Linked DNA regions of Mus musculus: region 1 is linked to region 2. Evidence: chromatin loops called from intact Hi-C (ENCODE). Cell type or tissue: left cerebral cortex. All regions are shown on one strand. Links, peaks and the distances in the headings refer to the core of each region. The heading gives the core; the rest is flanking DNA. Region 1 has its middle 34 kb from the start of Igfl3. Region 2 has its middle 11 kb from the start of Pglyrp1.

Region 1 (2,917 bases), core at 94-2,593, 660 kb after region 2:
CTGAGACCCTGAGATCCTGGTGTGACCAATCTCCTGGGATCCTGCCCGAGTTAGAGCCCCTGGAAATGGTACCTCCTCTGGGGACTGTGGGGCTGTCTGCTGAGTTTGAAACCAAGGTAGAACATTGTCGACCATAAGGAACCCGAGCTGTTGGTTGGGCAGGGCTCCTGTGTCCTGCTCCTGCTGACCCCAGGCACTCTCAATTGTGTTGGATGGATGTTATGTTCCACTTACCAATGATCCTAAGATTCTGGGCATGCTAGGATGCCTAAAGGGTGGAGAGTCCTCTGGGGACCATGGGACCATCCACAGAGTTCATGCCCAAGGTGTCTCAGAGCTGGTACAGACCAGAAGACAGACAGAATCCTCTTGCTTAAGGACCTTGATTCATTCTTCTCTGAGTGGCTCCTGAATATACAGTTATTCCTCCCCACCCTCTTCTCTTCACCTTGTTTGGACAGATCTCAGTGAGGAAGGCTCAAGTTTATTTTTTAACTTCTATTCTTCTTTCATATATTACATATCAACCACAGTTGATATCCTCCCTTCACTCCTTCCAGTCCCTCTTCCTATTTAACCTCTCCCACATATCAACAGAGAAATTTTGCTACACACACACACACACACACACACACACACACACACACTGGAGGCTTGATGCCCAAGCATAAGGAGGATGTTAGAGCGGTGAGGTGGGAGTGGGTGGGTGGAGGAGCACTCTCTAGAGGCAAATGTGAGGGAGGGGGTATGGGATTTTCAGAGGGGGTAAGGGTTGTCAGAGGGGAGACACGGAGGGGGATAATATTTGAAATATAAAATAAATAAAATAACAAGAGAGAGAGAGAGAGAGAGAGAGAGAGAGAGAGAGAGAGAGAGAGAGAGAGAGAAACACAACAGACACAGCAACTCGTGCCCCAGGTGCAAGATCCCTATCTATTAATGGAGGTCCCTGCACAGCCTCTAACTCAGCTGTCCTGCAGCGACAGCTCCGTAATGGTCATGTCCAAACGGAATAGAGATGACAGTAAAGCAACAATATTAATATCCTTTTAGCCAAATCACTGTCCTTGTAGTGCATATGCATTCTGTCTTGTAGTTGCTTGCTGGAAGTTATCGCATTCTCTGATCAGTGTTTTAGTGCCATCTAGCGACAAGTTTCTGGAATGCGACTCAAAAACTCTAGGCAGGGTGGTTGTGCTGTTTTTAATGCAAAGGTGATAATAGTATTTTTACTTTAGGTATAAGAACACATGCTTTAAACTTTATGATAACACGGTATAAAACACGCGTGTTTAGAAAGATAATCCACAGGATGGGAAAGAATACATACAAATTAAAGATTAGTTAAAGGTCTGGCACAGTGGCCACCTTTTAATCTCAGCAGATCAATTTCTGTGAGTTGGAGGCCAGCCTGGTTTACATAGCAAGTTCCAGTCCAGCCAGGGCTACATAGTGAGGCCTTATTTCAAAAATAAAAATCAAAGCCGGGTGTGGTGGCTCACGCCTTTAATCCCAGCACTCGAGAGGCAGAGGCAGGCGGATTTCTGAGTTTGAGGCCAGCATGGTCTACAAAGTGAGTTCCAGGACAGCCAGGGCTATACAGAGAAACCCTGTCTCAAAAAACCAAAAAAAAAAAAATCATGTAAGAAATTAATGCCCAGAAGATAGCACCTAAAATCATCAAAAGAAGCATTCTAATATCAAATTAGACAAAGACCCAAATAGATATTTATACAATGACTACACACAAGTGATCAATAATCAATATGAGAAAAAAAATATCCAACCTACTGATCCCAGGGAAAACAAAGGTCCAGGACTTTAGACTCAACTGGAATTGTTTATGCAAAAAATTCAATTGAAAAAAGTTGTAAAAGTTGAAACCATGCATGCCCCTTGATACTATGAATGCAACAATACTCAGCAGCTCTGAAAACAATGTAGCAATTTTTCTGAAAGGTTAATAGAATTATCATGTGACTCAGCAGTTGCAATTGTGGACATATGGCAAATACAACTGAAAAGAGCAATGTCCAAAGTGGAAGTGACCCAAGTGTTCATCAGTGGAAGGATGGAGAAGTGAAGTGTGGCCAGTTGGTATGCAGAATACTACTCAGACATAGACATCCTGGTCTTGGTTGGATATGATAAATATTGATGATATTATGCCAAACAAAATAAGCCAGACAGAGTTACAATCACATTTTAAAGATATTAGTTATTTGAGAATTTCTTACAATGTATTCAGATAATTTTCATGCCTTTCTTCATTTCTTCCCAGATCCATGCTCCATTCCTTCCCACTGAACTTGTGTCCTTTGTTTTTTTTTTAAATGAATTAAATTTTTGTTGCTTTTGTACTCTTGGATACATGGCATTCTAAAGGAGTGCAATCCCTGAGTGGGAAAGTAAGTCATTTGGATGAAGAGATTCAGATCCCCAGTGCTTAGAGTATGTTTACAAATACCTCAGGTGTTGAGGTTGCCAGTGGATACTCAAATACCTAAAAGTCCCTTCAGAGGAGCTCATAAAAGACCTAAGTCGTTTGTAAAACAAAAATCACAAAACACGCATGGAAGGAGTTACAGAGACAAAGTTTGGAGCTGAGACAAAAGGATGGACCATCTAGAGACTGCCATATCCTGGGATCCATGCCATAATCAACCCCCAAACACTGACACCATTGCATACACTAGCAAGATTTTGCTGAAAGGACCCAGATATAGCTCTCTCTTGTGAGACTATGCCAGGGCCTAGCAAACACAGAAGTGGATGCTCACAGTCAGCTAGTGGATGGATCACAGGGCCCCCAATGGAGGAGCTAGAGAAAGTACCCAAGGAGCTAAAGGGATTTGCAACCCTATAGGTGGAACAACAATATGAACTAACCAGTACCTCGGAGCTCTTGTCTCTAGCT
Region 2 (2,917 bases), core at 178-2,677:
GGTTTCACATGGGCACTGCCAGGCTTTTGCAAAAGTAGGAGGACATTTCCACATTAGATCCAACACCACATAAACCAGGTAATTTGGTCCGTGCCTGTAATTATAAAGCCACAGGAGGTTCACACGTTCAAGGTCATCTTTGGCTGTGTAGAGGGAGTTTGAGGCTAGTCTGGGTTACAAGAGACCCTGTCTCCAACAAAAACACACAATGAATTTCTTGTGCAGCAGACCACAGCTCTCTTGGGAGTCGGCACAGGAAGGAGGAGTGTAGGGTATCAGGCACCTTTCCCAACATCTGGGAGACTTACTTAATAGTAGGCTTTCCTTCTTCTTTATTGAGAGAAGGAACTTGCTCCTTGCCCAACCTGTGTACCACACAGGTACTTCCTAGGGCTGTTTTTACCCTTACCTTCAAGATGCAGGCATCTCTGTTTAAAAGCTTTCCTACCCTCCCCTGCTTTAAGGATGAACGACCTGGTGGGGTTGAAGTTTTTGTGGGTTAAAAATTTGGCCCATTGAGAGATGGCTGAGCAGGTATGAGCACTTTTTGCCTTTGCAGAGAACGCAGGTTTGATTCCCAGTACCCACACGGCAGTCTACAATCATCTGTAATCCTAGTTAATGCAGGGGAGCCTCTCCTCCTCAACTCCTGGGCACCAGGCATGCACCAGTGTGGCACACCTACACACCTACAGGCAAAACACTCACACACATCAATGCTTTAAAAACAAAGACAACCTAAAATATTCCAGCTTCCTAACTTACAGCCCACCTGCTTCCTTCTGTTCGAATCCCCATTCCTCTTGTCCCACCGTGGGGGGAATCTTTGGGTACCCCACCAATTGTGCCCCTGCTCTCTTCATACCCAGAGACAGGGAGCTTTCGGGTTTCATCTGACCCCCCTTGCTTACTACTTCAGGGAAGCAGCTTGTACAGGCTCTGGAAGGAGGCTAGCAGCTGCTAACTCCATGTTGGGTCTTGGGTCTTAGGGTCTTGGGTCCGATCCAAAGTGGGGGCACACACATCCTCTGGGTTCTTTTTTTTTTTTTTTCAAGACAGGGTTTCTCTGTGTAGCTCTGACCGTCCTGGAACTCACTCTGTAGACCACGCTGGCCTCGAACTCAGAAATCCGCCTGTCTCTGCCTCCCAAGTGCTGAGATTAAGGGCGTGCGCCACCACTGCGCCAGCACATCATCTCAGGTTTGAGCTGAAGACAGTGAATAACATCCCGTATCATTTACTGAGCATCTATTCTGTGCTCCAACCACCTGTTAAAGGAACAAGGGCTGTGAACAAGAGAGGTTTCTATCTTCACAGATCTTAGTGGTTGAGAAAAGATACAACTAAAAAACAAAACAAAACCAGGGACTACTAATAAAAGAAATGTTATATTTCACACAATTACCCTGGCTGCCTGGAAGCTTCAGAATTCTGGGATCATTATTACCTTTGACCTCTGGGATTTTAGAGTGTGTGTGTGTGAGGGGAGTCACGATGCACAGGGTTACCGCAGTTCTCTCCTTTGTCCACCAGAGGGTGCCATGTCCCCATTTTTACCAGCGTACGTAAAAGCAACCGCTGAACCCATAAGGTTTCCTCCCCTCCCACCCCCAGCGCTCCTTCCTGTCCTGCCTTCTGCCTCCCTACCACTCTCCCGCAGAGCAGATCACTTCTGTTAACAGCAGAGGCAATCGCAATCATTTACCAGCGGTATAGACTTTCCTGGGTTTTAATTGTTAGGATGGAAAGCACTGGAGTGTATGTGGGAGGGGCCCTTGCATTTCATTCCCAGGGCACTTAGGGACGACTCACAGAGGACTTGGGGGATGAGAGTTATGAGAGCGATTTTGCATCTTTGAAAAATCAGTCTGGCTCTTGTTGGGAAACAAAGGAAAGTATGTGAAGCTACTGATGTTTTTGGAGGAAACATAACCATGGAAACTTTTGAAAGCCAGCTCGCTTTCATAAGGGAAGCCAAAATTAATGTGGCCATCCCGTGAGAAGATGCAGAAAGTGACTAGGTTTGTGATGCTCCTGCTGGACCACTGGCGCTAGCTCACCTCAGTGTCCCTCTCTTACCAAAGCTTTTCAGCTCCTCCTTGCTCTGTAGCTGATGGTCCTGCCTTTGCAGAGCTCTGCTTGTCTCCGTGGGGGCTTAGCCGTCAGGATGCTGTCCTCCGCTAAGGGTCCTGGAAACATACAAGCAGGGGCAGGTATTTAATGCACAACACGTAACTGTGATATGAAAACCAGATTATCAGTGTAAGATTTCTGAAGCGGCTTAAAAGGAAGAGGCATCTGACCCTGAAGAGTCGGGTCGGGACCCCCCTTTCAGTCATGGCGACGGGACATTGTCCCATACACGTGGGTGGATGAGAGAACACCTGCAGGAAAAAGATGTGACCCTGTCTATGACCCTGTATAGGAGAGGAAATATCTCTCCCTCTCCCCCTCTCCCCCTTTCCCCCTCTCCCCCTCTCCCCCTCTCCCTCTGCGTGTACTCCAGTAGTCACTCCCTTTCAGATTTACTTTGCCTGCCCGCAAAGGGAGCTGGGAAGTGTAGTCTTTTTTGTTTGTTTGTTTGTTTTAAGGAAACTATCAATCAGGGGATTTGCCTCAGCTTTGAACTCAAAACTTAAAGGGCCAGGAGGCAATAGGGGGCGGGACTTGTAAGCGTAGTACTGGGAGGAAAAGAGGGAGGGTGGGCTGTGATCCAGATGTAACTTGAATAAAAAAGTAAATTATTAAAAAAAAAAAAAAAGACTTCAAGGGCTGTGGATATAAACTAAGAAAAACCTATTTGCTCAATCCTACCTGACTTCGGGCTAAGATTGAGATCAGCCTGACCCTCTGGTATGCTGGTACTTTATGGGTACCATAACTCTCTGGCGATCACTCTGCTTCTGCCACCCTTTCT

Evidence for each region. A loop is a pair of places that touch in the nucleus more often than their neighbours do. Peaks named below come from ENCODE experiments on the same cell type or tissue, not always from the same donor. Only the 100,000 strongest peaks of a DNase experiment are listed, where the experiment ranks them.
Region 1: a loop joins it to region 2, with 16 times the contacts of the local background. A loop is called at or near these places in 11 of 42 quality-filtered maps.

Annotation. Positions count from the first base shown.
Region 1 is chr7:18,209,357-18,212,273 of GRCm38, reverse strand. No RefSeq gene overlaps it. Among named protein-coding and RNA genes, the nearest start is that of Igfl3, 34 kb to the right of the region's middle. In left cerebral cortex, for the core only: a CTCF peak has its summit at 1,148 (motif pointing left); a DNase peak (open chromatin) is centred at 1,127.
Region 2 is chr7:18,872,173-18,875,089 of GRCm38, reverse strand. No RefSeq gene overlaps it. Among named protein-coding and RNA genes, the nearest start is that of Pglyrp1, 11 kb to the left of the region's middle. In left cerebral cortex, for the core only: a CTCF peak has its summit at 1,513 (motif pointing right); a DNase peak (open chromatin) is centred at 1,587; H3K4me3 peaks cover 902 bases; H3K27ac peaks cover 654 bases.